Linked DNA regions of Mus musculus: regions 1, 2, 3, 5, 6 and 7 are each linked to region 4. A link is a loop called in an ENCODE intact Hi-C map of the cell type or tissue named here. Cell type or tissue: left cerebral cortex. All regions are shown on one strand.

The links. Peaks named below come from ENCODE experiments on the same cell type or tissue, not always from the same donor. Only the 100,000 strongest peaks of a DNase experiment are listed, where the experiment ranks them.
Region 1: a loop joins it to region 4, with 5 times the contacts of the local background. A loop is called at or near these places in 3 of 42 quality-filtered maps.
Region 2: a loop joins it to region 4, with 2.5 times the contacts of the local background. A loop is called at or near these places in 4 of 42 quality-filtered maps.
Region 3: a loop joins it to region 4, with 2.6 times the contacts of the local background. A loop is called at or near these places in 3 of 42 quality-filtered maps.
Region 5: a loop joins it to region 4, with 5 times the contacts of the local background. A loop is called at or near these places in 5 of 42 quality-filtered maps.
Region 6: a loop joins it to region 4, with 2.4 times the contacts of the local background. A loop is called at or near these places in 4 of 42 quality-filtered maps.
Region 7: it touches region 4 in a loop (2.1-fold over the local background); 2 of 42 quality-filtered maps call a loop at or near these places.

What each region holds. Positions count from the first base shown.
Region 1 is chr17:87,723,017-87,727,016 of GRCm38, reverse strand. Msh2 (mutS homolog 2) reads right to left here. Exons shown (of 16, transcript NM_008628.3): 16 at 3,304-3,686. The coding sequence ends at 3,513. Among named protein-coding and RNA genes, the nearest start is that of Msh2, 52 kb to the right of the region's middle. In left cerebral cortex, no CTCF peak of the experiment used is centred here; DNase peaks (open chromatin) are centred at 235 and 1,524; H3K27ac peaks cover 963 bases.
Region 2 is chr17:87,683,015-87,687,014 of GRCm38, reverse strand. Msh2 (mutS homolog 2) reads right to left here. Exons shown (of 16, transcript NM_008628.3): 5 at 1,429-1,578; 6 at 586-719. Among named protein-coding and RNA genes, the nearest start is that of Msh2, 12 kb to the right of the region's middle. In left cerebral cortex, no CTCF peak of the experiment used is centred here; no DNase peak of the experiment used is centred here.
Region 3 is chr17:87,875,956-87,879,955 of GRCm38, reverse strand. No RefSeq gene overlaps it. Among named protein-coding and RNA genes, the nearest start is that of Gm41649, 77 kb to the right of the region's middle. In left cerebral cortex, a CTCF peak has its summit at 1,946; DNase peaks (open chromatin) are centred at 2,055, 2,359, 3,496, 3,680 and 1 more place; H3K27ac peaks cover 307 bases.
Region 4 is chr17:87,795,873-87,799,872 of GRCm38, reverse strand. Kcnk12 (potassium channel, subfamily K, member 12) reads left to right here and starts at 1,879. Exons shown (of 2, transcript NM_199251.1): 1 at 1,879-2,809. The coding sequence starts at 2,419. In left cerebral cortex, a CTCF peak has its summit at 2,089; DNase peaks (open chromatin) are centred at 2,747, 3,116, 3,224, 3,679 and 4 more places; H3K4me3 peaks cover 3,666 bases; H3K27ac peaks cover 2,463 bases.
Region 5 is chr17:87,744,537-87,748,536 of GRCm38, reverse strand. Kcnk12 (potassium channel, subfamily K, member 12) reads left to right here. Exons shown (of 2, transcript NM_199251.1): 2 at 1,696-2,716. The coding sequence ends at 2,597. Among named protein-coding and RNA genes, the nearest start is that of Kcnk12, 51 kb to the left of the region's middle. In left cerebral cortex, CTCF peaks have their summits at 1,906 and 2,112; DNase peaks (open chromatin) are centred at 2,106, 2,495 and 3,051; H3K4me3 peaks cover 1,379 bases; H3K27ac peaks cover 1,842 bases.
Region 6 is chr17:87,946,769-87,950,768 of GRCm38, reverse strand. No RefSeq gene overlaps it. Among named protein-coding and RNA genes, the nearest start is that of Msh6, 26 kb to the left of the region's middle. In left cerebral cortex, a CTCF peak has its summit at 1,596 (motif pointing right); a DNase peak (open chromatin) is centred at 1,601.
Region 7 is chr17:87,689,722-87,693,721 of GRCm38, reverse strand. All of the region lies in intron 7 of Msh2 (mutS homolog 2), which reads right to left. Among named protein-coding and RNA genes, the nearest start is that of Msh2, 19 kb to the right of the region's middle. In left cerebral cortex, a CTCF peak has its summit at 1,602 (motif pointing left); a DNase peak (open chromatin) is centred at 1,591.

The sequences.
Region 1 (4,000 bases), 73 kb after region 4:
ATAAAATAAAGCAGTGTGGGCACAGAGGGGACATGTGGCAGGAGCTATTCTCTCACACTGGGCTGCATCCCCATCTTCACACGAGCAATCTGCCATTCTGGGCATTTCTGTCCTCTTGCCTGACCACACCCTTTCTCCTTAACCCAAACATACAAAAATCTGTGTAAAAGTCTCTTCCCTCGTTCGTTCTCCTCCACAAGCTAATTAACCATGTTTATTTCGGAGCAGGGGCTAGCTTTTCCTGACTATTCTGCACACCATTTTAATCAACAGAATGTAACTAACAAGCTTTTAAGAGCCATTCAGTACTGAATCAGCAGCTCATACCATATGCTGAGGGTAAAAACACACTTCCCCAAAAAAGCTAAATGCAGAAAGACCAAGGATAGAAGATGTATTTAATACTCAAGAAGTCTCACAGGATGTGCTTGGTATGTGGAACGTTGAGACTCTGAGGGGAACAAGCTATTCTTTAAATATACCTACCCTAGTCACCGGCCAGCTAAGCCGGTACAGCTGGAAACTTAGTATATCTAAATACACGCACGCACACACACACACACACACACACACACACACACACACACACAGGCACACACCTTTTCCCACTGTTTCATTAGAACCTTTAAACCCCACCAACAAAATTTTTAAGGAAAAATACAATCAATTACAAAATTGCATCGTAGATACATCGTGGGGGAGGTGGCGGGTGTTTCAAGGCAGTTTCTCTCTATAACCCTGAACTTACTTTGTAGACCTGCCTGACTCTGCTTCCCGAGTGCTGGGATTAAAGGCATGCACCACACCACTGCCATGCTATAGATGGATTTTTTTTTTTTAACTGTTAAATGTAAAACCATTTTACATTTCTAACAGATTCCATGTTAACACTGGGTTGAGTTTGTAATCTGTTACTAACATACTCGTTTTATTCTGGTAATACTGGCTAATTAATATTTCAACTGTGAATAAAACCAACCCCATAAAATTAGAGCTAAAAAATCTGTATGAACTGTCTTCTTAATGACATTGCTTTTTAAGTATGCGTGTTTGTATGTATGCATACATTTGAGTGCAGTACACTAGAAAGTCAGAGGCCAGAGGCCTAGGACCCCTGGAACTGGAACTACAGGCAGTATTGACCCTCCATGCAGGTGTGGGGAACTGAACTGAGGTTCTCTGGAAGAACAGCAAATGCTCTTAACCACTGAACCATCTGTCCAGACCAACTGTGACAGGCCAGAAACTAGGTTGCTTTAGGTTCCAAAAGGAAGGGCCTGGGGTTTGGGGGGTGGGAAGCGGCGACAACGCCAGTTCCCAGGATCCTAACCATCTTTCAAAAATGTCTCAGAACTAAATCCCCAGCTTCCTTTAGAGTATGGAAGTCGTCGAGCTTCCGAGACTGCGTGTTGTCTCCGACTCGGTGGCCCTAACAACTCAACCCACCGTAGCTGATTTCCATCTCCAACGTGCTTTTGTGCAGCAGTCTAAAACCACCCCTTCACAGCCGTCCAAGGGATGGAAATATTTCAGCTCACTTTAAAAACTGCTTTTGAATTATGTAAAGATCCCTGGCTGAGCCAGGAGAGGTGGTGAACGCTCTTAATCCCAGCACTGGAAGAGGCAGAGGCAGGTGGATCTCATGAGTTCAAGGCCAGTCAGGGTTGCACAGTGAACCCTGTGTAGCAAGAAATAATAAACGAGTAAGCAAGCAAATAATCCCCCTGCAGCTGGCGGTGGCACCGCAGTGAAGGCTGCGGCAGGGGGATCGACAGCTCCAGACTGGCCTGGCTTGTCACAGAAAGACCCTTTATTTGAGTTGGCCTTCTTCACAAGTCTTTGGCACTCCTAAAAGAGACGCTAGCAAAGAAAAGGATCACAGTAAACAGAACTTTAAAGGTTAGGTTGATCTCCAATTATCTTCACACCGAAACGTTTATGTACGAAACAAAACTGCCCATCCTAACAGGAGCTTTCAACAAAAGACCTGCAAAGCCACTTGGGAACTCACTGTCGGGAGACCCTGGGAAAAAACCTGCCCTACCAGGACTCTCCTGGTTTAGTCATTTTTTTAGTTGCACCCTGCTGGGAACAGTTTTACACTCCACTTAAATTCCACACTCGTCTGGAGAGAGCTGTTTAGTGCCTAATTTCCAGAGGACTGGGGTTCGATTTCCAGCACCCACATAGTGGCTCCTAGCTGTGTGTAACTCCAGAGTCCAGGGATCCTAGGCCCTTGTCTGGGACTCAAATTTCATGTAAGTGGGGGAAACTGATTCCTCCGCTTCCTGTTTGAAGGTCTGTTAGCATCGCTTGGTGGAGCTGTAGCTCCTTTCTGTCTTCCAGCTGCCATGGACATTCCAATGTGCCCCTGGGATAGCAGAATGGTTTAGAATGTCAGTTTTACTCAGCTTGTACCCACCAGGAACACTCCCTCCTATCCTGACCAACAGTGGGCACTGCCACTTGCAGGCGTGGTCAGGTCTGGAGGAGGATGGAGCAGGCAGTGAGTGGCTTGGCATGGGCTTCTGTGTCTGCTAACTAGAAAACTGGGGAAGCCTGACTTTGAATCCGTGGCTGCCCTGGGACTCACTACGTTCAGAGGTCTGCTTACCTCTGCCCAGCCCTAAGACCCTTCTGTGTTTATAGCTGTTTGCTCTTATTGAAGTGACCTTTACTGATCCAGTTCACATGCAACGATCATGCGTGTCCACAACTCAGCGGTTTTGGTGTGCTCACTCACAGGTGTGTGTACCCAGGACTGATCTTCCATCTCACTAACACCAAACCCAACACCAACCCCAGCTTACCCACGACTCATCATGCAGCTACCATGTGTGGACTTCTGTGGCTGCTGTCTTTCTCTCAGCACGTTTTCAAGACTCGCCCAATCTTACCCATGTTGCTTGGTTTCTTTTAACACAAATAGACTACATTATACATCCAGAGCACACTAACACACTCTCATCCAGTTAGGATGCTGGGGCTGCTCCCACCTTTTGGCTACGATGCAACGTGAAACTGTTTGCTGTTTGTATGTCCATTCTGTTGGGATGTTTCTCTCTCTTCTCTATCTTCCTGGGATAGGAAGCACAAGTTTTCACTGTGTGAGGGTTGAATGTTTACATTCCCACTGGTGTGCAAGCACCCTCTGTACTCCCTCAGCAGACCCGACTCTACCCACCCCTCACGGTGAGGTGGTTCCTGTAGCTCTCACTTGCTTCCTCGGCTCTGGCCCTTTCCTCACTGGTTCCTTATCTATTACCTATTTTCTTAGAAAAGAAATACAAGGTACCCCCAATGTACAAACTACATGATTTTATTTATAAAATTCAGCATAGTGCTCACAGTTGCCCGTCCCCATTTAAACAGCACCCAGCTACAGACGGTAATGTTTTCAAGCATCACTAAACACTTCCGGATGCTGCTAGGCCAGGTTCCAGTGGGGAGCACTACCCAGAACAGCACACAGTAAAGGTGAGCTCCCCCGTGCACGCCCACCCACTGTCCCCTCACGGAGCCGGAGCCTTTATCCGTGAAATGATCTCGTTTACGAAGCTGTTGTTCTTTGCGACCACCTCGGCTTTCAGTTGCTTCAGCTTCGCGGAGATGCTCTCCTCCGACATGGCAGTAAAGGGCACCTGCTTGACCTTCGACAGGAACTCCAGAATAATTTTCTCACCTTGCTGAAAAACACACGTGTCCCAAAGTCATTACAACGTACTCATGTGGGTATGACATATGTCCGTGGACACCCTTATATGCCAGGAGACAGGGTCGGATCTCCTGGAGCTGGGTTTACAGATGGTCAAGATCCACCCAGTGTGGGAGGCTGGGAGCCCAGCCCGGGGCCTCTGGGAAAGCAGCAATGGGTCATCTCCAGCGTAAGCAATGGACTCTTTCTGTAATTTTCCTCTAGATATGCTATTAGATGTTTAACACACATTTTTATCATAAATGGGCAAGCAATTCTGAGAATCCCAAAGTCCTTGGTTGCTAT
Region 2 (4,000 bases), 110 kb after region 4:
AAAATAAATAAATAAATTTTAAAAAAGAAAAAAAGAAAAGAAACTGGGCTAGGGACAGAGCTCAGCACAGCATCCTGAACGAGAGTTTCCAGGACTGCTTCAACCTCCCAGTACCACATAAACTGCGGATGGTGGCCCAGGGCCCGGGAGGTAGAGGCAAAAGGATCAGAAGTTCAAAGTTAGGCGAGAGAAAGGCTCAGAGGACAGAGATGCTCGCTGAGAAACCTGTCTATTTGCTGAGTTTGACCCCCGGAGCCTACATGAAGCTGGAAGAAGGGATGCCACGAATGTACAGCCAACACCTGTACGTGCTCATGCGTCTGCCTGCCTGCCTGCCTGCCTGTCTGTATGTCTGTCTCTACACACACACAGAGGGCATACACACAAAAACACACCATGCACATAGTAATTTCTTTTCTCATCCGCAACTAAATATTGAGTTCAGAGTCAACCAGGACTCCAAAACAAAACAAAAGAAAAACTAAAATGAGTGTGAAACTGAGTATGTATCAGAGTAAGTGGCATTCCCACACAGTTAAGCACACGCTGCTCAGAGGCAGTGAAAGCACACACTCCAGGCCGTACCTCTCCTCTATCCTGTTCCTATCCATGAGCGGCTGCTTGATCCACTGGTTAACCAATCTTTGTCCTTGAGCAGTTTTGCATTTATTCAATAATGCGGCCAGAGACTGAGAGCCAGTGGTGTCTTCAACAGAACCCTAGAACACAGAAATAAATACATACGTACACACACACACATCAGCAAAGACTAATAGGACATGAAATACGCTTTGGGCAAAAAGAATGAGTATTATTCTCCAAAAATAAACTGAGAACTGTTCACAAAAATGTTTCTTTTTTTTTTAAGATTGATTGATTGATTGATTGATTAATGTAAGTACACTGTAGCTGTCTTCAGAAACTCCACAAGAGGGCGTCAGATCTCATTACGGATGGTTGTGAGCCCACCATGTGGTTGCTGGGATTTGAACTCAGGACCTGGTGCTCTTACCCGCTGAGCCATCTCTCCAGCCCCCACACAAATGTTTCTAAGCTAAGACCAAATTTCAACCTGTTAATCTATACTTACAGAGGCATACTTTGCCCTCAATGACACCATTTTTCTCATCCTAACCAAAGTTCCCTCCCCTCTGTCCTCCCAGTCTCTGCTCCCAGTTACTGCAGTGTTTAACCAAACTAAAATAGAACTTTAAAGCACTGCTATCATCACACAAAATTATTCAAAAACCTAGGACACGTCGACATATATTACTTGAGGCTAGAAAAAATAAATACAATAGTTAAGAACTATCTATTCTAGCTCCAATAATGTTATAAACTACAAATCCCTTAAACAAAGCATTACTCGCAAAAGGAATTTTTTTTTTTTTTAATTATTCAGTTTTTAACCCATGTTGTCTCTTTTACCTGGAAAAGGTTGAGGGCTCTAACTGCTGCCATGTCCAACTTCATGTACTGGCTGAAGTCAAAAGTGGCCAGTTCAAACTGCCCAAAATTTGAATCGTCTGATAAGAGTTCTAAAAACTTGATTACTGCAGATAGTGATGAAACTGCAACCTAAAAATAAAAATTTAAATAACTCATTCTTCAATCATAAGACGAGATACCAGAAATGCAAACAAAAGTACAAGAAGATCAGCTGGGCATGGAGGCCCATGCCTGGAATTCTAGTCCATGAGTGAAAGGCCAACACAGGCAAGTCAAGGGTGCGGCCAGCCTGGGATGCATAGCAAGTCTACACAAGTGTACAATGCAAAGGGCAGCCTCTCATGCTGGTGACAACTCAGTAGCTAAAGCACCTGTCCCCCAAGGCTTGTGATCTGAGTCTGAGCCCTAGACACAGCAGGCAAAAAGAGCTCCCCACAAGTGTCCTGGGCTCACGAACAAGATGGAGCACCCTCATGACCATCACATGCTCACATGATAATATATATATCATACGTGTATAATCAAAGTGAAGCCCACCACGAGTGGTGGCGCAAGCCTTTATTTCCAGCAACTGAGAGGCAAAGGTACGGGGATCTGTGACTTCAAAGCCAATCTAGACTACAGTCTGAGTTCCAGGCCAGACAAGAATACGGTCATTCCCCGTCTCAAAAACATGGAAAAACCCAGTTGCTTACAAGTGGGAGACCCAGAGGGAAGATGGTTGACATCTCAAATAGACAAGTGTTGGAGAGCTAGAATCGGTCCCCATGGAGACTGCCTGTTGGTTTTCTGTTGATTTTTTGAGACAAGAGTTTCTCTGTGTAACCTTGGCTATCCTGGGACATGTAGACAAGGCTGGCCTTGAACTCACAGAGATCTGCCTGCCTGCCTGACTGCTGGGATTAAAGGCGTGTGCCACCACCGCCAACACAGGCAAGGGTTGTCTTTTTATACCTTCTAAAATACTGCTCATTCATTTTTACTTTCATTTATAAATAAGCTACAACATATTTATTTCAATAGTATGCATGAATAAGTAGAAACCTGTCTCCAAAAGCAAAATAGGAAAGACAGAAAAATAGTCCTATTATTCATTTATATAAAAAAACAAACAGAAAAAGATAAACTAATCTATACTGTCAGAAGTCAGCACCAGGACCATGCCCTGTTGCTGATGAAGAGTAAGAAAATCTCAAAGCGGATCTCTAAGTTTGAAGCCAGCCTGGTCTACAGAGTGAGTTCCAGGACAGCCAGGGTACACAGAGAAACCCTGTCTCAAAAAAAAAAAAAAAACAAAAAAAACAAAAAACAAAAAATAAATAAATAAATAAACCAAATCTCTACCAGCTTCTTTACATTTCCAGGAAGGAAGAAAGTTTTCTAAGCCCTAGGATTTTTATTCACTCTTACTAGGTTTCTATTTGCCTTTTTGAGGTAGTTTCATTTAGCCAAGGATGTATTCCAACTCAATATATATCTGAGACTGCCTCCATCTCCTGCCCTGCCCACACTGTTTTATGTTCTCATTTAAAAAAAAAAAAAAAAAAAAAAAAAAGCAGGGGCTGGAGAGATGGCTCAGCAGTTAAGAGCACTGACTGCTCTTCCAAAGGTTGTGAGTTCAATTCCCAGCAACCACGTGGTAGCTCACAATCATTTGTAATGGTACAAATGCCCTCTTCTGGTATGTCTGAAGACAGCTACAGTGTACTCATAAATATATACATAAAATAAATAAATGAATCTTTTTTTAAAGGTAAACACACTTTCAGTTTTATTACTTGCTAACCTCCAATAACAATCGTTCACTGTAGACATATTTATACTTATTTAACAAAACATTAAATTCTCTCTCAAAAACATTAAATAATTTATGAGAGATTCCTGGAACTGGTGGTGCACAGCAAAGGTGGGACAGGCAAGACTATGCTATATATCCCTACAGAAGTGACAGTAGTCAGGTTCTTTCATGTGACGACTTTTTTCCTCCTCTTCATAGAAACACAGTCTCAACCACCCAGGCTCGCCTCAAGTTTGCAACATTTACAAAGATAGCCGTGAACTCCTGATCCAAGCTCTAACAGCTAGGATTACAGGCTTGCATATCAAGTTCATGTAAACACGATCCCCTTCCACATATACTCTACATACAATCCACATAAGTATGATTATCGGGGTGGAGAAACAGTTCAGCACATAAGAGCTCTTCCAGAGAACCCAAGTTCACTTCTCAGCTCCTATGTAAGGTGGCTTTCATCCACTTGTAACTCTAGCTCTAGAGGAATCCCATGTCTCTATCCACTAAGGGCAGCATACTACCCCTACACACATACATAAATTAAAATAACAGTATTTAAATATAAGGCTATGAGGTTATATTTAAAATTTTCTAGTCATAGTCATTCCTTTTTTTTTTTCTTTTTTGGTTTTTCGAGACAGGGTTTCTCTGTATAGCCCTGGATGTCCTGGAACTCACTCTGTAGACCAGGCTGGCCTTGAACTCAGAAATCCACCTGCCTCTGCCTCCCGAGTGCTGGGATTAACTGCCATGCAT
Region 3 (4,000 bases), 80 kb before region 4:
GGTGTGCATTCAAAGTTACCCTCGGCTGCCTCATTGGCAGTAATCCAAAACAGCCTGTGTGTCTTGGAATTGGGCAATGCTCACAGGTCAATGGAGCCTCTGCTGGAGCAGGCCCTCTACCACTGAAGCAGAAGGACCCCCCAAACACAGACTACAAACCCCGGCAGGCTGCCTTCCAATTATGTGTGTGTGCATGAGTGCATGTGTGTCTCTGAGAACACGAAGGCTGCAGACGGCTGAGATACCATCACAGCAGTGGCTTCAAGGGAGGTCTGAGTACTTGGGAGACCACGTGGGAGGAGAAATTTCCATAAAACATCCTTTGTTCCTTCTGAATGAGGCTGTAATCCCTAGTCAAAAAATGCCTACAATAGTCCTGAAGGTTTCTTTTTGTTTTTGCATTTGATTTACCTTAGGTACTGGGAACAAAATATAAGCTGTCAAGCATACAGAGCCTGCACCCTACCCAGCCTGTTGATGTACTGAGCCAAAAGGAGTAGATTTTAGAAGGTCAGGTTTCAGCCACTGGTGAGGACAGTTGGGGACTGGAGGCTTTCAGTCTGTTTCAGCTGCTGTAGGTGGTTGCTTTGTATCCAGACAAGAAGACCAAGAGGGAGAGGGGCTGGGGTACAGCTCAGCTGGACAGCATTTGCTTTATAAGCAGGAGACTGTGGGTTCAATTCCCACCATCCTAAAAAACAAACACATGGACACTATACAGAGGGAGGGTCCCTGCCAGGGGTCAGGAGCTTTCATGGTCTCTATTCCCAGGTGGGCCTGAATCACCCGTGAGGCACGCAGCTGATCACCATGCTGCTACAAAGGCAGAAGGGTCCAAGGGGAGCCCTGCTGTTCGAGCTATGCAGGTTCTTATCCCCCATGGCATAGCAGAGCTAGACGGGGTGGCTGACCCTCAGCTGGCAGATCGTCAGAAGATGACCCTTTCACAGGGTCACACATCAGATACCCTGCATGTCAGATCATGATCACAGTAGTGGCAAAATTACAGTTATGAAGTAGTAATGAAAATAACTTTATGGTTGGAGGCACTGCAACGTGAGGAACTGTGTTAAAGGGTTGCAGCATTAGGAAGGCTGAGAACCACTGCTCGAGGCAATGACCAGTCTGGATTCCTGCCGTGAGGGTTAGGGCTACATTTACAGGCAGTGTCCTGCCCTCCCAAGCTTGGCTTTAAATATATGCACACATTAGTTATGGGTCAAGAGGTAAAGCCACCTAATAAGCAGCTTATTGTCAGCTCCTCCCCCCAAAACTCAGGACAAATGGCTAACAGCGGTGTCTATTTAACAACCCAGGCTTCCAGGCGCTCTCTGTTCTCACCAAGCTCCTGTTAGAGTCCTGGTATCTCTGCATTTCTCACCACCCCAACCCCATCCTCCATTCCCTACCCCTACTCTCTGCCCTAAACTCTCCCCTCCCCTCCCCTCCCCTCCCCTCCCCTCCCCTCCCCTCCCCTTCCCTAAACTACCCTTCCTCTAGCTTCTCCTTTCTACATAAACCTGCCATTTAGGCCGTGCTTTCTTGGTTCTTCCGCTCTTGGCCATCTTTGCTCTCTTGGGTCTTCTCTTGGTCCTTCTTCCTCATATCTACCATAAGAACCTCTCTACAACAATACCTAGAATGGTCATGCCCTTTCTCATTTACTTATCAGACCCTTTCTCCCACAAAAAAAAAAGAGCTGCAGGTGACATGACAGGCCTCTGCCATGGGTTAGTTTCTGGCTTCCCAAAGGCTATGGCACCAGGAACCTCAGGATGTGATCTTATTTAGAATCAAGGACTCTGTCGATGTAATTAAATAAGACTGTTGTGATGAACACACAACACAGATTAGGTTGTGCCCTAAATCTACGCGAATGTCCCCAGAAGGGACAGGAAAGACACAGTCACAGGAAGGAAAAGCTGCCTGAGGATGGAGAGTTGGCGCCCCCTGTCTGCAAGCCAGGGGGCGTCAGAGAGCGCCGGAGCCAGTGGGAGTTAAGACCCAGGCCGCACAGCTCAGAGCCTCCCTCAGAGCTTCTAGAAAGAATGCGCCCCGAGAACACACCATTGTGGATCTCCCAGAAGTGAAGCGTCAGCGGAAGAGAGAACCTGGGTTCTGAAGACTACACAGGAACTTCTCGAGTTAATTAAAGGCTAGGCCTGCTGCTGTGTGACCCGCGAGAAGGAAGCTAGAGTGGTTTCTTTGCTTGAAGGAAAGTGTCCAGGGCCAGCCAGGCCACACTCCAGGTCCCGGGGGAGCAAGGGCATTGTCTACAGTTGCTGTGTCTCTAATGGGGAAGGTGTGTCTGTCCTGTCGCTAGGAAACAGGCAGCCAGGCCTGCAGGCTCTCAGCCTGGAGCGAAGGCAGATGGTGACAAGATTAAATAGTGCCTTTCATTTCAACATAGGAAATGTTTTCAATTCTCCTTTCTTCACGTCTCTAAAAAAAGGCAAGTGGCGGAAGCGCCCTACTGGAAATTTATTAACAAAAGCCCAGGCAGGCCCCAAAAAAGCAGACTTTTTCTTTTCAAGTATTTCCCCCAGGCAACCGGCAGTCGCGTCGAGGGTGGACGCCCTTGTTTTACACCAGGACTGCCATCCAGCTCCTGAGCTTTGAGTTCTCTCCATCATCTGGGAGGCGCTCCTCCCACCATTCCACAGATGAGATGGACAGGAACAAGTCCCCTCATCCTCGGGGATTCAGACACTACATATGTCACAGATAGTACATATGTTGTGGTTTTTTAAAAAAAATACATACCTATGATAAAGTTTAATGTTTAAGTTAGGCACAGGAAGGTGTAATGTCAGCACCCTGAACGCAAAGCAAAGAGGGTTACCCTGAGTTCCAGGACATCCTGGACTACATAGTGAGTCCTAGGTAGTGAGCCTGGGCTACATAGCAAGACCCTCTCTCAAGAATCAAACACTAAATATATAAACAATAATGAATTCAACACAGATTGATCAGGAACTAGGGTCACTGTAACAATACTGTTGAGTGCAGACCGCACCTGCCCCGCATGATTCTCCCATGGTCTTCGGGCTGTGCCTCGCCCTGAGAGAGTTCATTTTGGAGAAGGTTGGCTCTACCTTGGCGGGCATGTGGCATCACCAGTGTTGAAGGACAGACTGATGGAGGTTTTATCCCTGAGTGTGGAAAGGGTGTCACCCTGTACACTTGTCAAGGTGAACTGGGATTGTAGGAGCATGTGAGTGTGTTAAAATCGCACTCTGGACACACCGGGCTCAGGGATGTCCTGAGGCAGAGCTCCTTTATCTGAAGAGGAATTCTGTCTTACAATACCCCTCCCCCCAACTCACAGTCTGTTAGGTGACCATCCTCTGTGTATCAGGGGACAAAATAGTAGAGAACTCTCCACTGTACCAGGGACTTCCAGTTCAGCTCAGTCCCCACTGTTGCCTGTCTCCTCTGCAGCCAGACTCAGCTCCGAAGCTCCGCCTCTAACCGTGAGTCAGCAGCAGCCAGCCCTACAGTAGCACCCTCCAGCCCTGGTGACCTGCTCTGTCCCCAGGGTCCTGCTCTACCCCAGGTGACCAGCTCTATCTACTCACCTTGCACCTTGCCTCTCCATTGATTTCAGCTTCCCAGTTTTGGTTTCTCAAAACTCTTCACTCCGACTTCTTACAGGAATTCCATAAACATATGTCTGGCTGTCTCTGGAAATATGTTCCCTCTCCTACACCCAGCCACCCCCGCCCTCCACTGTATGTGATGTATGATCTAAGGGTTACTGTTAGTGATAAGAGAAGAATAAAAGAATGTGTGTCGGACCACAAGGGCAAGGACAGTGTGACTACCTGACAGATTGCTGCCAATGAAGCTACTGGATCTTCTGACAACAAATAGAAAGATAAATAGCACTCATGTGTCTGACAGAGCGCGCCCACGATAAATATACTGTAAACAGGGTGCTAGGTGAATGTAATCTCTCTTCATGGTCTCTCAAAATAGCTCATTGTATTATACTTGCCCT
Region 4 (4,000 bases):
AAGGCTGGGGACAGGAACAGTTGACCATAACAGCGCGTTGCAATGATGATAGTTGGCAATTGGATAAAGCTCCCACCGTGTGCTACACAGTGCATCAGAGCACTCAGGGCTCTCTCAGTGGACAAGCTGTTTTCTTCCTTAAACCACAAGTAAACCACTTGCCATCCAAGCCTGGAGGCCATGGTGGAACGGGTTTCTTTCCATCTGCGCATACCAAGAGGAGCACAGTCCCCTCCACCCATATTCCGGAGCAGTGTCTCTAAGATGCAAACATCGGTTATTCCTGCCTAGTCATTCATTATCTGCATCCCGAGTCGGGTGCTGCTCAGCATGCATGCTACAGCTTCCAGTGCCAGCCTGTGCCTCCATACATGGGTGGGAGAATCGCAGGTTCACAGCTGTGAAGTGTTCTGTGAGTGGTCCATAGTGAGTCCACCACACTACAAGCACCTCTCTGAATAAATCTTAGCTTGGCATTTTCCTGCAGTAGAAGCTAGCCAGCTTGGCCTTGGCCTGGGGAGGGGACCCAGGTGAGGCAGCTCTGGATTTTTCCAGCGTGGTCTCAGTCACCTGGATTGTCTAAGAAACCACTCTCCGCCCCCACTCCACCCCACCCCGTTATCTATATCACTAGCAGGATCTTCCCTGAGGCCAATGAAAAAGGGAAGGGGACCAAAAAAATAAAAAAGGAGGGGAGAGCTAGCGGGATATGGTGGGATTATCTGTTTATACCTAGGGTGTTCCTTACTACACAACTTTATGACCCCAGCCAAACTGGTTTCTGCCAGGCAGAGAAGGACCAGCGGCTGCGGGCATCATCCGCTATCTTTCCTCTCCGAGGTAGGGTGGAGGACACTTTCCTAGGGTGTTCCAAAGCACACCACTGTTCCTCCTAGCGAGCTTCTACCCTCCTGGCCCTCCACCGCACCCGGGGTGTATCCAGGCTCTCGTCCCTAGGACTGGTGAGCTGGGATAGCATAGAAGCCACAGCAGCACCCGGCCTGTGATCCTCCTGCTCTGGTGGCCCAGAGTTCCCCACCTGCGCGTGACTCCTCCTCCTGTCTCTATTCCGCAGCGTCCGCACCCTGGCGACACGCTGTTTTGGCGACCGCACCTGCGTCGGGGTAGGGTAGGGGACACTCTGGGGATAGAAGGAAATGCAAGGAGGGTCTTGGGAACACCCCGGTGCCGGGTGAGCAACCTCGCCTACGGTGGAGGGGGGGGGGGTGCACTGTCTGGAGCCTCCCACCCGCAGGCTGCGGCACCGATGCGCTGTCCGCGGTGCTGACGCCGGCCGGTCGCTCGGTCGGGAGGGGGAGCAGACGCCCTGGTTCCCGCCGCGCCCGGAGCTCATAGAGGCTGCCTGTCCTCGGTTCCCAAACCGTATCTTTTCACCCAGATGACTCCGCCGGAGTCCTGGAGCTGCGGTTGGACCCAGGAACAAAAGCGTGAGCAAAGGGAACTTAAATTTCAGGCTAGAGCCCGAGAATCGAAAGTCGGGTTCGGCTCCCGAGGGCCCCCAGTCCCTGAGACCTCAAAGCACCAAGTTGAACAAAGTTTCCCAGTGGCTTGAGAAAGGAAGACATTTCGGAGCCCAAGCGCGGGGAAAGAAGGACGAGGTTTTTTAGCGAGCTGGCATCCAGAACGGCAGTGGGACACCTGCTCTGGTGGGACGCACTGTTGCGGCCAGAACGACCTGGAGGCTTCGCAGCAGCCCAACTCTCCACCCATTCCTCCCTTCCTCACTCATCCCTCCCCAACACTCCGCCCCGGGCTCGGATGACTCCGCCTCTCCGTGTCGGGTAGCTCTTCAGCGGTAGCAGGGAAAGGAAGGGAGCGCTTCCCCGGAGGACAAGGCTGGGCTCTGAGGCTCGGAAGCCGACGCCGCCAGCTCAATTATAGGGGAGGAACAGGACTGCTCGCACAGCCTGCGCCTAGGCGAAACCGATCCCCAGCAGCCTCATGGAACGCTCCAGAGGACTCCCTCTGTGCCCTGCCACCGTGCTCCGATCCTAGGCGTCCGGACTCTACGGTTCACCCTGCTCGCAGCCCGCGGCCTGTCCAGAGTGGAGTATGCGGCCCGGAGCCCCATGGACTCTAGCCACCGGGGGCGCTGGCCTAGCTTCGGAGGCAGGAGCCCGAGGGCAGCAAGTGAGGAGCCGCGAGAGGCTGTAAGGCGTCGGGGCGCGGAGAGTAGCGCTCCAGCCCCGGTGTCCGCTGGGCCGGACGACCGGTGCGCGGCCTGAACGCCCGGCAGGAGGCGGATCGCCCTGCCGTCCCGGTTCCGGGAAGACTGCAGGGGGGCTCCGCTGCGGCCCCTGACCTCTGGCCACCATCCTCACGCTCCTGCTCCTACGGCGGGGATGTCACGGCCTCGGCTCCGAGCGCCGCCCCAGCCCCGGGGCTGAGCTGCGGACCATGTCCTCCCGCAGCCCCCGGCCCCCGCCCCGCCGCTGCCGCCGCCGCCTGCCGCGCCCCTCCTGCTGCTGCTGCTGTTGCCGCCGCTCGCACCTCAACGAGGACACCGGCCGCTTCGTGCTGCTGGCGGCGCTCATCGGCCTCTACCTGGTGGCGGGTGCCACCGTGTTCTCTGCGCTCGAAAGCCCGGGCGAGGCGGAGGCGCGGGCGCGCTGGGGCGCCACGCTGCGCAACTTCAGCGCTGCGCACGGCGTGGCGGAGCCCGAGCTGCGCGCCTTCCTCCGGCACTACGAGGCCGCGCTGGCCGCCGGGGTCCGCGCCGACGCGCTGCGCCCGCGCTGGGACTTCCCTGGAGCCTTCTACTTCGTGGGCACCGTGGTGTCGACCATAGGTGAGCGGCGCACCCCGCGCGTCTTTCCTCTGCGCGCCTGTCACTCGCTGCCCTTTCCACGGATCGGGGACCGGGCTGGCGTCCGCGGGATCCTCCTTTCCGTATTGATTTTCCTACTTTTGTCTCACTCTCTGTCCTCTCTCGTCCTCCTACTTTTCTTTCCTGCATTCGGAGCGAGGGGTTTGCCCGAATGGACCATCTCTAGCTCTTTCCAATCGGCTAACACTCATTGACTGTGTGTCAATCAAGAGCCAAACACTTTGAAGGCTCCTTGTTCAGCCTCTGCGCCTTAGTATTGTCCTCTGTAAGAGCGTATGTGAGAATGTATGTCAAGGGCTGCTATTTCCTACCCAACCCAGCCCTTACTATCCTCAGGAATGATTATAAAAGCCATTTCTGCATCCATTCTCAGCGTTTTAATTTCCTCCTCTTCTGTTGACACTCCCCCACCCCCTCAAAGTAAAATCCGTTATTCAAAAGCCAGTCCTTCCGCTTAACTGTTTTACACCATTCCCCCTTGGTTTCCCCCTTCACACACCCCTAACTTCTCCAAATTCTTGACCTCTTGTCTTTGTTTCCCCTTTTCCAACCAGTAGTGGTGCCAAACAACAGCCAGGGGATAGTCGCCTTTACATTATACTTTGATATAAACAGCTTACATTTTCGTAACCTCCGGGGAAAATGTGCAGACTCTTCACACACACACACACACACACACACACACACACACACACACACCTACCTCTGCTTTTTTTTTTTTCAGCTAGATTGAAGTCTCCTCCAGCCACCACTCTGTCCGCCCACTTCCTTTCCCCCGAGTTTGGCATCATGTAAAACAGCCACTTCCCCCATCTATTTAGGTGTACAGAATGCAGAGGAAACAGATTTTGATAAGACTTGCTTGTGCCTCACCTACTCCTTTTCGGAGTCTCAGGGTTGGAGAAGCGCCTGCTGGTCACACAAGTCGTCCCAAGAGATCCTCTTCTACTGATGCAATTTAGGAGAAAGGGGGCTGTACTTTCTGGGCTGTGAGCTGAGAAACTTTGTGAACACATTTCCTTGTGCCAGTTCAGAGCATGAGGCACGGACTACCCACCACCTGCCTGCTGCTGCCTGGTAGCTGGACAGAGGTAGCAGCTTTGTTCAGGATATGCACAGAGGGAGCTCTCTCTCTCTCTCTCTCTCTCTCTC
Region 5 (4,000 bases), 51 kb after region 4:
GAGGTGTCATGGTGCTGCCATTTTACAGGAGCCTCCATTTTAACAGGTGCCACCATGGTAGAAGCTCCGATGGGGGCATCTTACAGCAGCCATAGGCTGCAGCTTAGAAGGAGGGGCTGCTCCCCCATTTAGGGACTACAGGTACTCAGATAGGAATTGCTGCAAAAGCAGTATGTGCTTCTCCAGCCTCCAGTCTAGGACTTTCTAAATTTGTTTGCTTTGTGAGACAGGGTCTCCTATATCCTAGGCTGGCTTCCATCTTACTATGTAGCCAAAGATGATTTTGAACTTCTAGTCCTCCTGCCTCTACCTCCTAAATGCTGGGATTACAAGCGTTCATCATCATGCCTGCTCTCTAACCCCCCCCCCCCCCCACATACTCCAATCCACAAACAGTGTCGATTTCTTCCTGAGCCCAGGGACTTGAGTTTGGCTTTAGAGTATTGTAAAGTCCTTCTTACAAATTTCTGGGCAAACCACTAACATTTTCTTTGTTATGTCACTGTTACTTGCTTCTTTTAAAATTCTTTTGTGGCCAAATGTGGAACGCAAAGAATAAACCATCTTTCTCAATGAGCAATATCATACGATTTTCCCTGAACTCCAGTCAGTAAGCATAAGATGAACAGGCAACTTGGGCACTTCCTCCAGGGAATCAAGAACGTGATTAGCATCTAAGCCTAAGGAATGTGCTCTTCAAGTGGTAGGTGTATGCTCTCTGGAATAGTTAAGGAGATAATAAGCCAAATGGGACAAAGTATCCTTGACTTCTTCCTAGAGCTGGGCCTGCTGCACAGCAGCGTGCACGGGTTGTCCTTTTCTGTTGGGTGTGAAGGGAGTGGTGTGCCTCTGAAGGTCTGCTCCCGTGGATGCGGAGATGTCTAATGATGCTCAGACAGCTCAGACTCTAAGCACTAAGAAAGTCACGATAGCTTTCTCCCCACCCGCACCCCGTGGCAGCCTGCTTTCTGTGGGAGTCCATTAACAAACCCTTCAGGGCCTGGCTTTCAACAAGTGGACAGGTTACCTCCTTATTAAAGGATTCAAAGCACTAAGCAGCTTTCCGAGCATGGGAGAGACCTTCCAGGACAAAACTCTAACCACATACTGGCACCACAGGGCCCAGCTAGACCAAACATGGTGGTCCTGGAGGGGGACCTGAAGTCCAGTGACAGATGTCCAGGTTTGCACTCTAAAGGCAGGAGGGGAACTGGTCCCCAAATGATCCTTGTGTGGGCTTCGTAAGTGAACCAGAGCTAACAGGCAATTCTCTCTCACTGGGCTCAGAGTAAACAATCCTAATTACAAGATGTTGGAAGCCCAGCCCAACAAGCCTGTCTGCCGACAGAGTCCAGAGGAAATTCAGTTAGGGGAACAGGTGTCATTCACTGGTTTGTGGGCAGCTCAGAGGTTTGCATCTGCGCACCTGGTGCTGCTCAGTGCATCCTATTGGTCTCGTCCAGTGCATATCCGCTCTACCTGAGTAGTTTAAATACCCCTAAGGCATAGGGCAGAACTCCATCTTGTTGGAATTCATCATGATCAAGAGCCACCAAAAGAGGGAACCGTCTAAGTACTGTCCCGCCCCCACCTGACTTAAGTCGGTCAGCAAATGAGTTAATTCCGCATCTGCATTCGCCTGCCACACCACATGCGACCACCAGCCCTCTCTAACCCTGGCTGTTATCTCCGCAGGTTTCGGCATGACAACACCAGCCACAGTGGGCGGGAAGGCCTTCCTCATCGCCTACGGACTGTTCGGCTGCGCGGGGACCATCTTGTTCTTCAACCTCTTTCTAGAGCGCATCATCTCGCTGCTGGCCTTCATCATGCGCGCCTGCCGGGAGCGCCAGCTGCGCCGCAGTGGCCTGCTGCCCGCCACCTTCCGCCGCGGCTCGGCGCTGTCGGAGGCCGACAGCCTGGCGGGCTGGAAGCCCTCGGTGTACCACGTGCTGCTCATCCTGGGCCTGTTCGCCGTGCTGCTGGCCTGTTGCGCCTCGGCCATGTACACCAGCGTGGAAGGCTGGGACTACGTGGACTCGCTCTACTTCTGCTTCGTCACCTTCAGCACCATCGGCTTCGGGGACCTGGTGAGCAGCCAACACGCCGCCTACCGGAACCAGGGGCTCTACCGCCTGGGCAACTTCCTCTTCATCCTGCTCGGCGTGTGCTGCATCTACTCGCTCTTCAACGTCATCTCCATCCTCATCAAGCAGGTGCTCAACTGGATGCTGCGCAAGCTGAGCTGCCGCTGCTGCACGCGCTGCTGCCCGGCTCCCGGCGCGCCCCTAGCCCGGCGCAACGCCATCACCCCGGGCTCCCGGCTGCGCCGTCGCCTGGCCGCGCTGGGTGCCGACCCCGCGACTCGCGACAGCGATGCCGAGGGCCGCCGCCTGTCGGGCGAGCTCATCTCTATGCGCGACCTCACGGCGTCCAACAAGGTGTCGCTGGCGCTGCTGCAGAAGCAGCTGTCCGAGACGGCCAACGGCTACCCGCGCAGCGTGTGCGTCAACACGCGACAGAACGGCTTCTCGGGCGGCGTGGGCGCGCTGGGCATCATGAACAACCGGCTGGCAGAGACCAGCGCCTCCAGGTAGAGCGGCCGCCCGCCCCCAGCGTCGCGGACCGGGCCGGGGCTGCGCGCCGCCGGGCGGGTTTGCTTCACTTCTCTCCGAGATGGCGCTTTCTTAATCTTTATCCAATAAAAACGAAACCAAAAAAACAACCACCAAAACAAACATGTTTTCTAAAGAAATACTATTGGGCCAGGCCTGACGTTATCAAGGGCAAGTTTTAGATGAGACTGATTTTTTTTTTTGAGTCCCCTCTTGGAGAATCGTGGCCCCCAACAAATTTCCCCTCCAGAAGGAGAAAAAGTGGCACCCCAAATTCCCCGCTCCGCGCCAGTGCATACTGCAGCGAAGAGAGTGAGTGCATCCTGGCTTTCGCAGACAGGCACGAAACCCTTCCCCATGCACATAAGCAGCTGGCAACCCCAAAGCATATGGTGCCGCCTTTCATGGCTCTGAATTACCTCCTCAGCCTTTAGAATACTGGCTCGGCCTAGCAGCTTGCTTCTGGTCGTCAGAAGTGATATAGTCACAGTTTTGACAGGTGGGGGTAGGGTGAGCCATATGTTGCCTCCCTGTGTATATATATAGAACAGCCACTACACACAGGGAATGGTGTAGTATTATGCAATTAGAGGAAACACAGCACCCACCGCGGCGGCAGCATACCCCACCCCCACCCTCACCCCCACACATACTTGAAAATTGCAAATGGTGAGGGGCTTAGCTGGCCTTTCTCAGCCCGCGGCTAGTCCACTCCATAAGTTCTACTTGCAGAAGCCCAGGGGGACCTGCAGGGAGGGGCTCTCTGACTGAGAGACTTGCTCTGCTTCAGCGTGTTCTCTGATGTGAGCCCTCAACCTTCTCTTCATTCACAAGCTTAATGCACACGCAGGGAGGCTTTCTATAACTAACGGAGACCAGCTGTCTCCTCTTGGAGAAGACTTTGTTACTGTTGTCCTCTTAACTACCATTGACCAGCTCAATTCTTCCCCTTTCTAAAGAGCCTAGAGGTGCAGAGCAGAGCCCTCCCCCCCCTCCACCTCTTCTTTGATTAGGGACTCTGCCGTCTACTCCCAAAGGGTCTGCAGCACCAGAAACCCAAAGCAGCCATATTACAAATGTCAGGCCACTTAAGCTCCCATGCCCACCACATAGTGTTTGAGATCATGTTCTAAGTCATGTGTGGTCCTCAAATAACCAGGTGGGCTGTTTACTGCATTGAATTCTACACCGGAGGTAGAGGAGGCAGGAGGGAGGGAGCTGCCAGAACCCAGAGGAGTCATAGAATGAAAGGAACACTCTCTGAATGGTCCTCAGGCCAAGGGACAGAACCTCCCAGACTCGTCCTCTGCAGAGGGACGTCCAGATGCCCAAGGCTTCATTGAAATGGCAGAGTTTGGAGCTGTGAAGGAGCACCACTTCTGCCC
Region 6 (4,000 bases), 150 kb before region 4:
GCTGTCTGATCTGAGTGCATCTCATATCCCAGGTGTCCTGCCCCATGCCTAAAGAGAAAGGCTGTCATATATGGACGCAGAATAACAGGCATGCCAGATCCCTCAGTCTACAGCGGAGCATGGAGGGACATACTTGTATAGTCCCAGCACTGGGGGTAGGGTGGGGTGGGGTTGGGCAGAGGATCGGTCAAGACCATCCTCAGCAAAGGTTTTGTTTTGTTTTGTTTTGTTTTGTTTGTTGTTGTTTTTAAACAGATCTTGCCTGAGTTTATTTGTAAAAGCAGCATAGGACACTGGTCATTTGCAAATAGTGTGTGGGTAGGTGTGTCACAGCAGTCCATCTGTCTTCACACTGGCAGAAGCCTTTTCTCTGGGGCCTTCACAGGGGCCTGGGCACCTTTGGGGGCCTGGGCTGGAGCTGAAGCCTGGGTCTTAGCTGGAGCGTTGGCCTGTGCCTTGGTTTGAACCTTGGGCTTTGGTTGGCAGCGCTTACGACCCTTGGCCATGTAGCTTCGAATCTGCTTCCCAAGCTTGGGGTGAGCGATGAAAGCCCTGGCGATGGCTGAGTTTGCGGCTGGGGCCCTTTGGCATCTTGGGCTTGATGGCCTGAGGCTTCACGAGGGCCTTGTTGGCCTCTGCGCGCGCACTCACTGCCTTTGCATTGTTGGCCTGCATCTTCTCCAGGCCTTTCTGTTGTGCTTCTTGGCAATGCGCATGTTCCTCAGGAACTTGGGGTCAACCCCCTCAAGAGATTCGTATCTTTGCGACCGGGGTTTCTTGATGTCATTTCTGTGCCAGTTGCGGGACTGGTTGTGTGTGCCGTGGTTCTTAGACTTGGCCACGTCTGCACGGTAACCCGCGGCTCCCGCAGCGCCTGAGACCGGAAGACCTCAGCAAAGTTTTAAGTTGGAGGTTTCCATGGTTACACAGAGACACATAGCCTCAAGAAACAAGCAGGCAGTTCCAAACCAAACCAACCTGACCAACCAACTCACCCACTCTTTCCCAGGCTTTCAGTGTTGTTGTTGTTTGTTTTTCATACTGTTTAGAACATTCACTTTTTTAAAAATTAGATTCTTCCTTCCTTCCTGTTTGTTTGTTTGTTTCTAGACAGGGTTTCTCTGTGTAGCCCTGGCTGTCCTGGAACTCACTCTGTAGACCAGGCTGTCCTCAAACTCAGAAATCCGCCTGCCTCTGCCTCCCGAGTGCTGGGATTAAAGGCGTGCGCCACCACTGCCCAGTTTATTTACATTTCACATATCATCCCCTTTCTTGGTTTCCCCCTCCAAAAACTCCCTATCCCTTACCCCCTGCTCACCAACCCACCCACTCCCGCTTCCTGGCCCTGGCATTCCCCTACACTGGGGCATCGAGCCTTCACAGGACCAAGGACCAGGCTTGCATCCTTACTGCTCCTGAATTACCTAAGGCTAGTGATATGAGTTTACGATGTTTGCCTCTTGTTGTCTAGCCGAGACTTTGGAAAAGCACCATGTGGCTCGAAACCCGCCTCATTTACTGGCTTCCTTCCTCACAACCACTCTTGGTCTGCAAGAGCCCTAGCCAGGTTAAGCAGGCTGCAGCTGCAAGGCTCCGTGCAGCCACCAGGGGTCAGCCTTCGCCAGGCCGTGAACCCAGAGACTCGGTTCGTCTAAAGCTCCACTTGGCTCTTTCAGTTTGGGCTCCTGGGACCCCATCCTACTGAAATAGCCAGCACCCCTATATTTTCCTGGTCCCAGAGAGAAATGTGAGATCAAACTCGGGGTATAGAAGTAAGGCTGTCAAATAAACCTCAGGGACACAGTTACATCTGAATTCTCTATCTCCCCTCACTTCTGTTATACACACATGCATACAAAATAAAATAAAAAATACATATTTGTTTAGGTTGTTTGTTTTTGTTTTGTTTTTAAGACAGGTTCTCACTATGTAGCCTTGGCTGACGTAGAGCCCATTCTATAGGCCAGGCTGACTTTAAAGTCACAGAGGTCTGTCTGCCTCTGCCTCCCAAGGGCTGGGGTTAAAGGTGTATACAATCATACCTAGCTACAATAAACTAAAAACAAATAGCAATGTTTATAACCTACAATTTCAAACTTCTGGCCTCCAAACCCTCAAGTTGCGGCCTTCAGTCTGAGTAAATCTCATCAAGTCCTCACTGAGATAACCATCATAGGTCATGCTTTTCTCTCTGGCCTCCAGCTGCTCATGAGGCCTAGGCAGGTCTGACGGGCCTCGTCAGTGGGAACAAGCTGAATGCTGTGTTCAGTATTGCCTTGTGTCGGTTTTGAAACAGCCCCCGAGAAGCCGCTTTTGTCCTGACTTCTCGTGTGAGCCCACAGGTGACTGAAGGCAGGACGCCATCTCTGCGTGTGTCTCCATCCCCTTTACTTTCGCAGAGGACACTGAAGTTGCTCCGAAACCTGCAGTCATCCTGGCTCCCAGGAGAAGTAGAAGCTCAGTGCGCAGACCCCTCCTCCAGAGGACGCGGGGGTAGCCATCACCCGAGAACTGACCTGTCCCCTCAGATAAGACCTTCTGACCACTTTTGCAGAACTCAGACTGAAAGGGTGGCAGGCAGGGCCACACCTCGATCAAGACTCCTGACCTTGGTAGATCCATTTTTTGTGAGTTTGAAGCCAGACTGATCTAGATAGCAGATTCTAGGCCAGCCAGGTCTGCGCACTGCTGCACCTTGACCCTTGCCAGAATCCATCCTCTGTTTAAACCTAAATGATTTGCTGGTAGGGGCATTTACCATCAGCCAGATGACCCACATGGTGGAAGGAGGTGATTCCTCCAAGTTGTCCTCTGACATCCCTTCATACACATTCACTCTTTGTGTGTATGTTGTATATGGATGTGTGGGTCACTGTTCTTTTTCTTGGGCTGTTTCTTTGTCTCCTAATGTGGCCACATTGAAAAAAAGTCTCGCATGGTGGTACACTCTTGATCCTACCACTTGAGAGGTAGAGGCAGGTTGATATTTTGTAACTTTGAAGACAGCTTGATCTAGATAGTGAATTCTAGGCCAACCAGAGCTACATAGTAACACTCTGCAGAGAGAGAGAGAGAGAGAGAGAGAGAGAGAGAGAGAGAGAGAAACGAAAGGAAAACAAAGACGATAAACCTCTTTTGTCTGTTTTCTCTACCATGTTCCTTTAATTGATATGATGGATGGAGGATCCATCCTAGCCTTCTGGGGCTGCCAGAGCCCAAGCTCCTGAAGCTCCAATCGCAAACTGTAAAAAATGTACTCATCAGTAAGTTTTCGCTAGATTTACAGAACCTAATATATATCTAATGGTCTTCAATAAGACCAGAAAATGGGCTGAGCGTGTTGGAGTGTTGTTCTTTAATTAGAAGTAGAATAATGTTTAACTCGAAGGGAAATAAATGATGTGTTTGTTTAAGGAACTAGAGTGGCTTGGGCAACAAAGGTCAGCTGTCCTCTCAGGATATTCTTGTGGAAAAGAAAAGATGTATACTGTGGAGGGTGTAGACTCCACACAGCAACTCTCCTTTCTGTCTGCTTCCAGGTTCCCCCTTTCTCTCCCAATAAAAGCTCTCTCTGTCTCTGGGTCCCCCAACATAGTTTTGTAAGTGATAGCACTGTGTGGTAGTTTGAATAAGAATAACCCTTGTAGGTTCATGTGTTGATCAATTCAGTCGGTAACACTTAGTCACCAGGGAGGGTTACTATTTGAAAGGATTAGAAGGGTTAGTAGGTGTGGCCTTGTTGGAGGAAGTATGTCACTGGAGTTGGTTTTTTTGTTTTGTTTTGTTTTGTTTTTTTTTTTTGTTTTTTGTTTTGAGGTTTCAAAAACCCAAGCCAGCCCTGGTCTCTCTCTCTCTCTCTGCCTTCACATCAGGATGTGGCTCAGTATACTGCTTCCACACCTGCCTGCATCATGCCACAATGATAATGGACTGAACCTCTGAAACTGTAAGCCGGCTCTAATTAAATGTTGTCCTTATAAGAATTGCTGTGGTCGGGGCT
Region 7 (4,000 bases), 110 kb after region 4:
CAAAATGAAACAAAGTTACAAACACTAGATACACAGCTGCGGAAAGGGCTTCAGACAGAGGTTAAGAGGGCTGACTGCTCTTCCAGAGGGCCTGGGTTCCATATCAGCACCACATGCCAGCTCACAACTATCTATAACTCCAATTACAGAGTACTGGATGCCCTGTCTGGAACTCTGCAGGCTAAGGCAACTTGGTTTTGTCTTTTAATTTTAAGGAGAGAGAACACACACTAGCAGGCCTCAGCTCTACCACTCTCCCCTTATTTTCTAGCACTGTGACTAATCACTTCACCTCACTTCATGACTTCAACATGTCTAACCCCTGCTAGCCTTAAACGCATCACTGGCTGATACAGTGAGGCTCCCCAGCCTCTCAAATCCTAGAAGCTGGCTGTTTCTCTGACTTTCTTTTGTTTTCTTTTCTTCTTGTTTGTTCTGGCTTTTGAAACAAGGTCTCATTCTGTAGCCCAAAATTTATGTAGCTCAGAATTTATGGCAATCCTCCTGCCTCAGCATACTAAGTTTGGGAATTATGGGTATCAGCCACTATATACAGCATCAGTAATTTCTCTTTCTTCACATTTTAAAGCCTTAAGTGCACAGGTGCTTTGCCTGTCTGTCTGTCTGGCATCACTGACATGTTTGGTACCCAAGGAGGCCAGAAGACAGTGTCAGATCCCCTGGGCCTGATTTACAGATGGCTATGAACCATGCTGGTGCTGGGAATCAAACCCAGGTCCTGTGGAAGAGCACCCAGTGCTCTTTTAAGTGTTGAGCCATCTCTGAGCCTTCTCAGCATCTCTCATGCTTGCTCAGTAAGGGTCTTGGATGTCAAAGATCACCCAAGGAATTGTGAACTTCTTAAATTAACTGAAGCATGAAGTGTCAGGCCTGGAGAGATAAACAAACTGAAGACACCCCACGCCCATAGATTGGCAGAATACTGTGAAAATGGCTACATTAAGCAACCAAAAAGACTCAATGCACTCTCTATCAAAATTCCATTTGCATGTGGCTGGTGAGATGCTCAGTAGTTAAGAGCACTGGCTGCTCTTCCAGAGGGTAAGGGTCCAATTCCCAGTACCCTCACAGGGGCTGACAAGCAGGGTTAGGGTTTGGTTTAGGGTCAGGGTCAGGGTCAGGGTTAGGGTTAGGGGTCTGTAACACCAGTTTCAGGCACAGATAGACATGAAAATACACATAAAATAATAACTTTTCAAAGTAGTTTACAAAGTCCGAACAGATAAGTTAGACATAAAATAATCTGTATGTCTGCGTGAGTTATCTTAATCTGCTGGAAACGTGTCCAATGTAGAACATCGTTATTTTATATTTTACCCTGGAACATTTGAGATAGACATGAAAATCCCTGTTTCTAGATGTGAGGGTGATCTGGCTGGACAGGCATCACCCCGCTCCATGGGGTCAACTAAAGCCACGCAGTCACCTTCCCAAAGATAGGAAAACTGCTTTTGTTGAGGACCTCTGTGCAGCTAACTCCATTACCCAGCTAGAACCTCCCAATAAGCTGGCAAGTATCTTACAGAGAAAAACTGTAACCAATGCAAATGCCCTCCCTTTCCAAGCTGCTGCTGCCCCCTGCTGTCTGTGAACACACCTGACTCTTGCTGTTCTCTGGACTAAAAAGCAAGCTTAGAATGAGTCAAAACCGAAAACATCACAGGAGGACAAATTATCTGTAACATCTCAAAATAATGGATGCTAATATACTTTTTAAAGCACGGTAAATTCCGCACACTAAAGAACTGTGCTGAGCTCTTTAAAAATAATGGGGATGGGAGGACCCACAGAAGGAAACCGGGAACACGGAACATAAAACAAGATGTCTTCTTAAAGTTTATAAGCTCAGGCTGCGTGTGTGTGTGTGTGTGTGTGTGTGTGTGTGTGTGTGTGTGGTGTGCGCGCTCGCTGGCTACATCTATCAACAAACAGGCACCTTAGCACCTGTCAGCCCAGCCCTGCGGTCAGGGTCAGAAGCAGATGTGTAAGCAGAGGATGAAGAAGTGCAGGCTTTTAGAACCGGGAGCCGAGAGAGGAAGATGCACTCATACCAAAAGCGATTCAGACTAGGACTTGTTTTTTCTAGTCAGTCAGTCAGTCAGTCAGTCAGTCAGTCGTCAGTCAGTCAGTCTTACTTTTTGAGAAAGAGTCTCTCTACACAGTACTTGCTATCTTAGAACTTCCTATGTAAACCAGGCCGGCCTCAAACTCTGCCGCCTCTCATGACCAGATCTGTGCTGAGGGAATAGGGCAAACATGAACACTTAAATGTGCTAAATCACAGAAAGGGAGAATTAAAAATAAATAAATAAATAAATAAATAAATAAATAAATCACACAAGCTGGGCACAGTTGTGCAGTGCTTTTACCTCAGCAGGGCAGGTCTTCGTGAGCTTGAGACCAGCCTTGCTTATACAGAATTCCAGGCCACCCAGGGAGGGCTTCATAGGACACTGTGTCAATCGATCAATCAGTGAGTAGATGAGTAAATAATGAGTAATTAATCGTGTACTAGGTGACTTACTAGGAAACAAAAGGCTATCTATCTGCTACTGTACAGTGGGAGATACATGAAAGCAGAAAGCCCCAAACAGCTGCTGTGTGCTGAGGCCTTACTGCTTAGAGCGGCCCAGTCAGAGCACATCCCTAATTCCTGCTGAAACCAGACAAAATGATATAAAAAGGAAACAAGCAGATGCTACACATTTATGTGATGGGGAAACTGAGGCACGAGGAGCAGAAATTCGTAGTCACAGAGTGGAGGAATCAGGTTTTCATTCTGTCTCTTTTGTATATGAGCCATGCTGTGTGTGCAGACCAGGAGCCCTGCAGGAGTCAGCCCTTCCACTGCATGGGTTCTAAGATCACTGGGGTCCCAGGCTCAGTGATGAGCTTGTACCACCGGTTGGCACATCTAACCAACCGAGAGGAGGAGTGTTTCTACAAAGGTCCTTTGAGAAAATAAGAACCCTTTGTAAAGTATCATCTTTCCCACGTGTTTGTATGAGCGTGTGTCCACACGCTCAGATGCGAGCGGATGCACATCCAAGTGAAGGCTGCTGTCAGGAAGCTTCCAGACTGCTCTTCCCCACGGCAGTCTCGAGGGAAGGTCTCTCTCCCTCTCTGTTTTAAAGATGTATTTATTTTATGTATGTCAGTCTACTGCTGCTGTCTTCAGATCCACCAGAGGGAGTTGAACTCAGGACCTCTGGAAGTGCTCTAAAAACTGCGGAGCTTTTCTCTGGATCCCGAACCCACAAGGTCTCCTAGTTGAAACTAGAGCTCACTGATGTGATGAGTCTTGCTAGCCAGGTTGGAGCTTCAAAGATCCCGTCTCCACCTGGAACTATGAGCACCCCAACTTCAGTCCAGGCCTGTGTACCAAGTGCTTAAACTCCTTAGCCCTCAGTTACCTTGGTGCCTCGGGCCCACAACATGGCTCAGTGGGTAAGGGGCTTGCTGTCAAGCATGGCTACCTGATTTCGGAGTTCTGTGACCCACAGGATAGAAGGAGAGAACCAACTCCCCAAAGCTGCCCTCCTGCTTCCGCACATTACACAAAATAAATTATTGTCACAACAAAACTCAATTTGTGTTCTGTCATCATGAAGCTGAATTTAAATTTGTCTGGAAAAGAAAGCAAATTTTCCCGTAACACTGACAGAGCTATTTTGAGATACTGGGTCTCATCGCTTATCAGCCATATAAGCAATCTACTGCCAAGCCCCTACGGGGTATGTTTTAATAGCTCTAAGAGTTGTTGATGTCTAATTCCAACTCAAAATGCTTTACATGTTAGATATTTAATAACTATACAAACTAAAATTAGTGTTGTAGAAACTTGCATTCAATCCAAGGAAGCTAAGGGGGAGACTGGGAAGATGGACGACTCAATGGCCAAAAGCACTAGTTCAGGACAAATGGGAATGACATCCAGATCTGCAGCACCCAGATGGAGTAAGACATGGCTGCCCCTCCC